Linked DNA regions of Homo sapiens: region 1 is linked to region 2. The links are chromatin contacts, found by POLR2A ChIA-PET in ENCODE. All regions are on one chromosome and are shown on one strand. Each heading gives the region's core, a stretch centred on a gene start or an enhancer-like site at or near the end of the contact. The rest is flanking DNA. Distances are from core to core; before and after follow the strand shown.

Evidence for each region. ChIA-PET counts read pairs that join two places held with the same protein, here RNA polymerase II (POLR2A).
Region 1: POLR2A ChIA-PET joins it to region 2 with 18 read pairs in BJ. The contact joins two enhancer-like sites. POLR2A ChIA-PET finds 5 or more read pairs at or near these places in 2 of 52 experiments (BJ and endothelial cell of umbilical vein).

What each region holds. Positions count from the first base shown.
Region 1 is chr21:36,148,984-36,153,486 of GRCh38, reverse strand. The region is part of intron 1 of CBR3-AS1 (CBR3 antisense RNA 1); the gene reads left to right. Among named protein-coding and RNA genes, the nearest start is that of CBR3-AS1, 5.1 kb to the left of the region's middle. Within about 2 kb of position 3,171, at least 21 of the 41 ENCODE cell types and tissues checked have a DNase peak (open chromatin) inside an H3K27ac peak, as active enhancers do.
Region 2 is chr21:35,987,392-35,992,296 of GRCh38, reverse strand. It overlaps LOC101928269 (a long non-coding RNA gene), which reads left to right. Exons shown (of 6, transcript NR_110418.1): 2 at 4,126-4,167. Among named protein-coding and RNA genes, the nearest start is that of LINC01436, 15 kb to the left of the region's middle. Within about 2 kb of position 3,021, at least 4 of the 41 ENCODE cell types and tissues checked have a DNase peak (open chromatin) inside an H3K27ac peak, as active enhancers do.

The DNA of each region.
Region 1 (4,503 bases), core at 1,922-4,421, 160 kb before region 2:
CTAAAGCTGATATTGTATGTGGGTGTACCACACATGCAACAGTCTAGAAAAATCTATCACAAGGCTGGGCCTGGTGGCTCATGCCTGTAATCCCAGCTACTCGGGAGGCTGAGGCAGGAGAATCACTTGAACCCAGGAGGGGGAGGTTGCGGTGAGCTGAGGTGGCGCCACTGCACTCCAGCCTGGGCAACAAGAGTGAAACTCCATTTCAAAAAAAAGAAAAATGTTTCACAGAAAAGCTGATGTGGAAAGAACCACTGGCTCCCTCTGGTGTCTAAAAAAAACACATTGTATTAGCCAGGTGTGATGGCATGCACCTGTACTCCCAGGTACTTGGGAGGCTGAGGCAGGAGGATCACTTGAACCCGGGAGTTGGAGGTTGCAGTGAGCTGAGATCATGTCACTGCACTCCATCCTGGGCAACAGAGTAAGACTCTGTCTCAGAAAACAACAAAAACAATATAAAACAAACAAAAAACACATTGTATGAGATAATCCATTTAAAATATGCTGCATTGAAACCATGCTTCATTTCTCTATGGAAAAGTTCACATATAGGCTAACTTGGGGATCTATTAATAATAACCATATGACTTATACTTTAAGCATAATCTAATTTACACTTAGATTTAATGTATCATCTCCCTTAGTTCTTACACCAAGAGAGTTACTACTCTCTAGACTCATCAGTGAAGCTGGACCTGCCAAGCACTGGAGACCACAGGACTTTGTAGTCAGTCCTAGATATGATCCTGGCTTTAGCTCTGAGATCTTGGGCAAGTTAATTAACCTCTCCAAACCTTTATTTCTTCGTTCGAAATATGACAAATATGACATTGATTCCTACCTTAAAGGATACAGTGGTTTCAATGTGTCCCCTAAAGTCATGTGTTAGAAACATAATCCCCAAGGCAACAGTGTTGCAAAGTGGAACCTTTAAGATCATGAGTGAAGACTCTGCCCTCATAAATGGATTAATACCTTTATCAGGGGAGTGGATTCCTGATAGAAGGATGAGTTTAGTTTGCACCTTGTGAGCATTCTCTTGCCCTTCTGCCTTCTGCCATGGTAGAACACACAAGCAGGCCCTTGCCAGATGCTAGTGCCATGCTTTTGGACTTCCCAGCCTCCAGAATTGTGAGAAATAAACTTACTTTTTTTTTTTTTTTTTTTTTGAGACAAGTGACAGAGTCTCTGTTGCTTAGGCTGGAGTGAAGTGGCATGATCATAGCTCACTGCAGCCATAAACTCCTGGGCACAAGTGATACTCCCACCTCAACTTACCAAGTAGGTAGAACTAAAGGTGAGCATGATCACACTTGGTCAATTTTTATTTTTTGTAGAGATAGGGTTTCTCTATGTTGCCCAGGCTGGCATTGAACTCCTGGCCTTAAGTGATGCTCCCACTTTGGCTTCCCAAAGTTATAGGATTATTGGCATGAGCTACTGTGCACAGGCAAATTTACTTTCTTTATAAATTACCTAGTTTGTGATATTCCATTATAGTAACACAAAATGAACTAAGGCAAAGGACTATAGTCAGAATTACCTAAAACCATGTTGGGAAAGCATTAAGCAGGACATATGGTCTAATTTGCCATAGGTTCTCAATTCATGATTTTTTTCTCCTTTTGATTCCAAGCCCAATTGTTTTTTTTCCTACAGCATAGGGTGAACCCCCAACATCGGAGGCAGGTCTCAGTTAATTTAGAAAGTTTATTTTGCCAAGGTTGAGGATGGGCAACCATGACACAGCCTCAGGAGGTTCTGAGAACTTCTGCCCAAGGTGGTCAGGGCACAGCTTGGTTTTATACATTTTAGGGAGACATGAGACATCAATCAATATGTGTAAGATGTACATTGGGCCAATCCAGAAAGGTGGGACAGCTCCAGGTGAAGGCAGGACAGCTGGAAGCCTGGAGGGGACTTCCAGGTCATAGGTAGGTAAGAGAAAAATGGTTGCATTCTTTTGAGTTTCTGATGAGCCTCTCCAAATGAGGCAATCAGATATGCATTTATCTCAGTGAGCAGAGTGGTGACTTTGAATAGAATGGAAGGCAAGTTTGCCCTAAGCAGTTCCCAGCTTAACTCTTCCCTTTAGCTTAGTGATTTTGGGGCCCCAAGATTTATTTTCCTTTCACAATACTATAAAACATGTTAATGCACTTCTATTAGTTAGGTTCCTTTTGATTGCAAGCAACAACTACCCAATTCAATATAGCTTATGAAAAAGAAAATATATTTTAAGGATACAAGGGTATCTTGGAGCATCTCTGAGAATTCAAGATTTCAGGAATGATCTGAGGACAGGGAAGGGAGTTTCTCTTTGGGCCACTTCTTTTCTTTTCTTTTTTTTTTTTTTTTTCCCCAAGACAGGGTCTCGCTTTGTCATCCAGGCTGGAGTGTACTGATACAAACACGGCTCACTGTAAACACCTCCCAGGCTCAAGCAATCCTCCTGCCCCAGCTCCCCAAGTAGCTGGGACTACAGGCATGTACTGCCACACCTGGCTAATTTTTGTATTATTCTGTAGAGACAGGGTATCACCATGTTACCCAGGCTGTTCTCAAACTCATGAGCGCAAGCCATCCACCTGCCTTGATCTCCCAAAGTGCTGGGATTGTGCTGGCAGGAGCCACCACACCTGGCTTAAATGCTCCTCTTGATGGTTGGCCTCTTTCTCTGGCAATGGCTGGCTCCCTCTGCTCCTCAGGCACAGGGGGTGAGATGCACAGTAACAACTCTGATCCAATCCAGCTGGTTCTTTTTAGAGGAAAAACCTATAGCTGGAGCAGTCAACAGAGGCAAGGTCACCTTGTGGCAGCTGCAGCTGCAAACATGGGAAGGAAGCAGGGGGCAGGGGAGGGCAGGAGATCATATTTTGGAAGAGGGTGCTGGGCAGACCATCCAATAAGGGCTAATGGCAGCCCTTCTCTAAGAATGAGAAATGTCATTCTGACCAGCAGTTGACAGTTAAGGGTCATCCAAATGAGCTACATGCTTATCCTAAAAGGATTGGCTAGAGACAAAAGAGGAAGTGGGTTACACACTTATCCAAAAAGGATTGGTTAGAGACAAAAGAGGAAGAAGAAATAAAAGGGACTGGCTCATTTCTTCTGAACTTCCTGTCTGTAACTTTGTCAGGCAGAGCCTGAAGTGCTCTGTGGTTCCTGGGCTATTGCCCGGCATTAGCAGGACTGGAGTTTGGCTGCAGAGGGAGGCGAGAGTACAAAAGATACTCGGGAAGCTGATTGAAAGCCATTAAATTGTTTTTAGAGCCAGGAAAGGAGACATTAAAATGTCTTAGGAGCTGTAGCCTGAGATGAATACCATAAGAGCATGTTGGATTTAATCAGTGACATACAAATAGGCTAAAGGAAGTTTTTGTTGTTGTTTTAGGCTTTTTTTTGAGACAGGGTCTTGTCCTGTCACTCAGGCTGAAGTGCAGTGGCGCAATCATGGCTCACTGCAGCCTTGACCTCCCAGGTTGAAGTGATCCTCCCAACCTCAGCCTCTGAGTAGCTGGGACTACAGGTGTGCACCTCGTCTGCCTGATCTTTTTGAATTTTTGTAGAGAGGGGTCTCGCTATGTTGTCCAGGCTGGTCTCAAACTTCTGGGCTCAAGCAACCCGCCTGCCTTGGCCTCCCAAAATGCTGGGATTATAGGCATGAGCCACTCCATCTGGCCTCAAGATGTTAAATGCAGTCTAGGTGGGATTCAGACTTCCCCCTACCCCAAGTGGATGAAAAAGTGGGTGCAGGCTGTGAGAGTTAAACTGACACTTTGAGGTGCTGCCATTGTAAATCAGAGAGTTAAGAAAAACAAATAGCTACATACTGTGATGAACCAGAAATAACCAGGTCATCCTGTGCAGTTCAGTTCCCCCAAATAAAAGAAACTTGAGCATTCCCATACTTTACTGATTCCCTAAGGAAAAACGGCATTATCTCTTATGACTGCAGTGCTTACCTATGTCAGGGGATATGATGTGACATTTGTGGGTTTGATAATCAAGTGACAACATTTCTAATTTCACACAGTGAGCAGCCTATCATAAACTTGGTAACCTTGGCAAATTTGTAGTTATTTCCCTTTGGTTTTTTTCCATCTTTCAATGGATTCGTTTTCTTTTTAAGTAGAGACAGGGTCTGGCTGTGTCACCCAGAATGCTGCAGTGCAGTGGCACGACCATAGCTCACTGCAGCCTTGAACTCCTGGGTTCAACTGATCCTTCCACCTTAGCCTACCAAGTAGCTAGGACTACAGGTGTGTGCCACCATGTCTGGCTAAGTTTTGTTTGATTTGTTTGCAGACATGGAGGCCTGCTGTGTTGCCCAGGCTGGTTTCAAACACCTGACCTCAGGTGATCCTCCTGCCTCAGCCTCCCAAAGTGCTGGGATCAGAGACTTGAGCCACTGTGGCCAGCCGGAATGTAAATTCCACTGAATTTTTTTGTGTGATTAGCCTTCTTGCCGAAGCCTTGACACTCTTGCAAGCCTTT
Region 2 (4,905 bases), core at 1,772-4,271:
GGGAATGGGGAGTTAGTGTTTAATGGGGCAGAGTTGCAGTTTTGCAAGATGTAAAGAGTTCTGGAGATGGTGGTGAAGGTGGCTGCACACGCATGTGAATGTACTTAACACTGCCGAACTGTAGACTTAAAAATGGTGAAGATGGTAAATTTTATGTGATGTGTATTTTAGCCATTGCAGGGTGGCTGTTCCATTCCCTACTACTAAGCCTGATGGTTTATGTTGGCTGCTAGCACTTGGGGGTGCACTATTTTGCTCCCCTTAGCCTCTGCCCAGGGAGGCGTGCTCCCAAATCTCTCACAGGAGGAGAAATGAGATCGCACTGGCCTAGCATCAGGGAAACATCAGTCTGGTTCAGCACACTGGAAACAATTCAGTACAGGAGCCTCCCACGTGGCTACAAACTGCACGCCCAGAACGAGGTTAAATAAAACAAAATGGAATCGTAGGCTGAGTTGGGAAAACAGTTTCCCCCAGGTTACTAGGCTTTACCTTCCTAGATGCAATAGGCGCCGGCCCAAGTTGGCTTTTAACTCTGGCTCTGTGAGGTGGTGGGGCCGAGCTTTTTTTTTTTTTCCCTTTTTTCAGATGGAGTCTCACTCTGTAGCCCGGGCTGGAGTGCAGTGGCGCGATCTCGGCTCACTGCACCTCCGCCTCCCCAGACTTAAGCGATTCTCCTGCCTCAGCCTCCTGAGTAGCTGGGACTACAGCTGCACACCACCATGCCCAGCTAATTTTTGTATTTTTGGTAGAGACGGGGTTTCACCATGTTGGCCAGGTGGTCTTGGACTCCTGACCTCAGATGATCTGCCCGCCTCGGCCTCCCAAAGCACTGGGATTACAGGTGTGAACCATGGTGTCTGGCCTGGAGCCAAGCATTTTTATCCCCAGTGGTGAAAAGGAAACTGGCATCAGTGAGGGACAGTGATGATCCATCTCCCTCCTCACTCTCCTGCTCTGTCCCGCAAGGCCACCTCTGTTTGCACTGGGAAAATGCAGATGTGTGAACAGAAGCCTGGACAACAGGGGCTTCTCTCTCCTCATGGCTGCAGTCAGGAGTCTGGCCAGCGCTGCTCACCGTCAAATCCTTTGATATTTTGACTTAAACCAGTATCCCATTGGAGCCGCCAATGGAAGCAACAGTTGAGGCCCTTTGTGTACAGTCCTCTCATCTCACATTTCTGGGTGGATTTCTTTTTGGAGACAATGTTCGAGAATCACCTTTGAAATGAGCATTTATCTGCTTAGGGACTATTCTCTGGATTGTCAGAACAAGTGTAACTCTGAAATCCTGTTTCCGTAGTCCTAGGCCTACTCCAAAGGAGGAGAGGAATCTCCCCCACCCCTACCCGGGGAGCTATGCTTTATCTTATTTTTCCCAAAGACTAGCACGGCAATTCTCACTTGCTTCTTTCACTTCCCTACGGAATGGCTGGCCTGACTCATCGCACTGTTCTCCTGGTTCTGCCCCTTGCTCTCTAAGTCTCAGTTTCCTCTTCTGTAAATTGGGTACAATATCTCAGGATGGCTGAGAGTTTAACTGAGTTTTTTTTTTTTTTTTTTGACGGAGTCTCACTCTGTTGTCCAGGCTGGAGTGCAGTGGCATGATCTCGGCTCACTGCAACCTCCACCTCCCCGGTTCCAGAGCTTCTCCCGCCTCAGCCTCCTGAGTAGCTGGGATTATAGGCATGCACCACCATGCCTGGCTAATTTTGTATTTTTAGTAGAGACAGGGTTTCTCCATGTTGGTCAGGCTGGTCTCGAACTCCCGACCTCAGGTGATCTGCCCGCCTTGGCCTCCTAAAGTGCTGGGATTACAGGCATGAGCCAGAGCACCTGTCCGTAAGTGAGTTTCTATAGGTGAAAGTGCTGTATCGATTTGAAACTGTTACGCCAATGGGCATTACTCTCCTGCTAAAAACCCATGAGAAGATGGGCGGTTTGTCTCCCTCTGAACTTGCTGCCTGGCAGGGAGACTATGTCTTAATCATGCTGCCATATTAAAAACATTAATAACGAAGATCATTTCTCTCTCCTTTCGGCCCTCTTTCCCTCTGCCCCCATTTCTGTCTTGGTGATCATGCAAATTGATTTTCATTTCTTTTTCTCTCTCCTAGCCTCACTGTCAGGAGAGGTTCGTCAAAGCTGTTTCTCCTTGAATGTCTGTTATTTGCCATTGCCTTCACACGAGTCAGTGGAAGGTCCTGCTTTAAGCCTGTGAAGGTGTTGGAGAGCTAGACAGCCTTTGTCTTCTGACCCACAGAGACTGATGTGAATTTAAAGGCAGATATTTTTGGCTTTGTTTATTTATCTTTTTGAGACGAAGTTTCGCTCTTGTTGCCCAGGCTGGAGTGCAGTGGCACGATCTCGGCTCACTGTAACCTCTGCCTCCCAGGTTCAAGTGATTCTCCTGCCTCAACCTCCCAAGTAGCTGGGATTATAGGCATGCACCACCACACCCACCTAATTTTTTGTATTTTTAGTAGAGACGAGGTTTGACCATGTTGGCCAGGCTGGTCTCAAACTCCTGACCTCAGGTGATCCACCCACCTTGGCCTCCCAAAGTGCTAGGATTATAGGCATGAGCCACCACGCCTGGCCTTTGGTCTTGTTTTGTTTTTCTTCCGGGGAAGGGCATCATTTGGGAAGACAAAGAGGTCCAGAGAGTGGGCTCAGCTCAGGGCTGGAGAGGGCAGCTGGGAACCACCTTCTGCTGGCTCCCTGCAACCCTGGCTCAGCTCTGCCCCTGGACACTGAACCTCTCTTCATGCCCAGAACTGCCGACCGTATTCCCAGGCTCACAGGAAAGTTAATATCTGTTCTGTGGTTTGTTGAAAAGTCCAAATCTGACTGTGTGATTCAAGCCAGTAGCGTCAAACTTTGGCCGGGGAGGGTTGGTTTTTGGGGGAAGCTTGGAGAAGTGAGAAGCTAAATATTGTGACATGAGAAGTTTTTCTGTTGATTTTAATGCACTTTGCATAGTTTTCCAAGGCTCTTGGCGCTGGGCGGTGGCCTGATTCATTGTGTAACATGAGGCTGCCATGGATGAGGCTCAATAATACTTGGGTGTGTGGTTTGTCGTCTGGGAACCTGGGTGTGCACGCTCTGTATTTTCTTGCCAACCAGAAATCTTGAGCAAATGACCAGCTCATCAACATAACATTTCTTCCTGACCCTTGATGTGCCAGTGAGTTCTTGAAAATTACTACCATGTGACAGCTTTTTGGTGGTCTCTGTGTGGAGGAGACAGAAAGGAATCAATTGTATAAAAATTGGCACCACACTTGGCATTTTGGCAGGCCCTCTCAGAAAAGTGGCTGTTGTCGTATAAAATGATCTGCTTTGTCAAGGGTGGGTGGGAAGGAACGCTGAGCTTCTAGCTCATATTGGGTTGTTGAAAGTCAACCTCCTGGAAAACATTGTTGAAATCAGGAAGCCAAGTATATTATGGGTATGGGAAGATTGAGATGGAAGTTCCTAAGATCTAGGTGAAATCCAAGAAGCTGGTGGCAGGGAGCAAAATCTTTTTTTTTTTTTTTTTTTTTTTATAGAAAAGCTCTTTGTTTTGAAATAATTGTAGATTCATAGGAAGTTGCAAAAAATATACAAGGATATTCCATGTTTCCTTTACTTCCGTCACATCTTGCATAACTGTAGTATGAGAGGAAGTCATTAAATGAAGCCAAGTGCTTTTGAGGTAGCTAATTGACACTTCTGACAATGCAATCATGATCCTATTATGGAGATAACAGCAGCAAAAAAAAGTTTTTTGAGCCCCTGCTATTTGTCAATATACCGAGCATTGGGAAGGTAAACAGATCAGTCCCGGTTCCTCCCTTTGGAGGGGGTTACAGAACGAGCAGGGGGACTGACATTAAATAAATCATTATGCAGCTAATTCGTTAATTACTGTTGTGATAAGTGCTATAAAATGGAAATATAGTCAAAAGAAAAAAATAATTTCATGAAAAGAGACCTTAAAAATTTCCATGAAGTTTAATCATCTTAAAATTTTCTAAACATTCTATAGGAGTGGTAACTTTGAAGTTTGCTCCTACTATCAACTTTATAATCGTGTCCTTTTTGGGAATAATTTTTCCAAATTTTCTTCTTTTTCTTTTTTAGAACTGTGAAGCCAACTATGCAGCGATGACTGTACCCACAGATGTAAGTTTATGAGGATATTATTAATATACGTCGAAAATTTGGCTGCAGAAAGAAAATTAGACTTCAGAAATCTGTTCTGCAATATCACCAGCAATTAAAACATGCTCCTGCCAAGGGGCACGATTCTTGAACATTGGCTGTGTTTGATGAGACGCTAACATCTTTTCAATAGCAAAGCTTCCTGCCTTTAGTTCCAGAGGGTAGATTTGCAAACCACATTGAGAGGTCAAATGCATAAGGTTCACTCATGTAGTTCAGCAATGCAATCTAATTTGGAATCCTTAGGGTTTAAGTGAAGAGAGGAACAATTAGATTTATGTTCCCTGTTGAACTCAAGATGTGGTATCCAGGCAACTCAAGCTGAACGCACCCAAGATAGCGACCCTACCCACCTCCTTGGTAAACTCTGCACAGGTGGTGGAAATAATACCTGGATAAATATCACTGGTCACTTAGGAAATTTTCTTTATATCAACATTTGCTGTGGGAGGTTCTCACGTCTCCTGGCTTTTGCCAAGCAAACAGTGTACTTCAGACAAGAAGCAGGAAACAGAGGTTTGTCAGAAGGTGCTGGGAGTCCTTGGCCTTATCAGTGATGTCAGCCAGGTTATTCGACTGATCGCCAGCTCCAGTTTGTGTGAGATGCTGTCTTGAATTAGAATACCTGTCCAAGAAGCACATAATATTTAAAAGCGCTGACTTTATGTTTGTTTAAAGGGGAGCATCTTTGTAATGTTT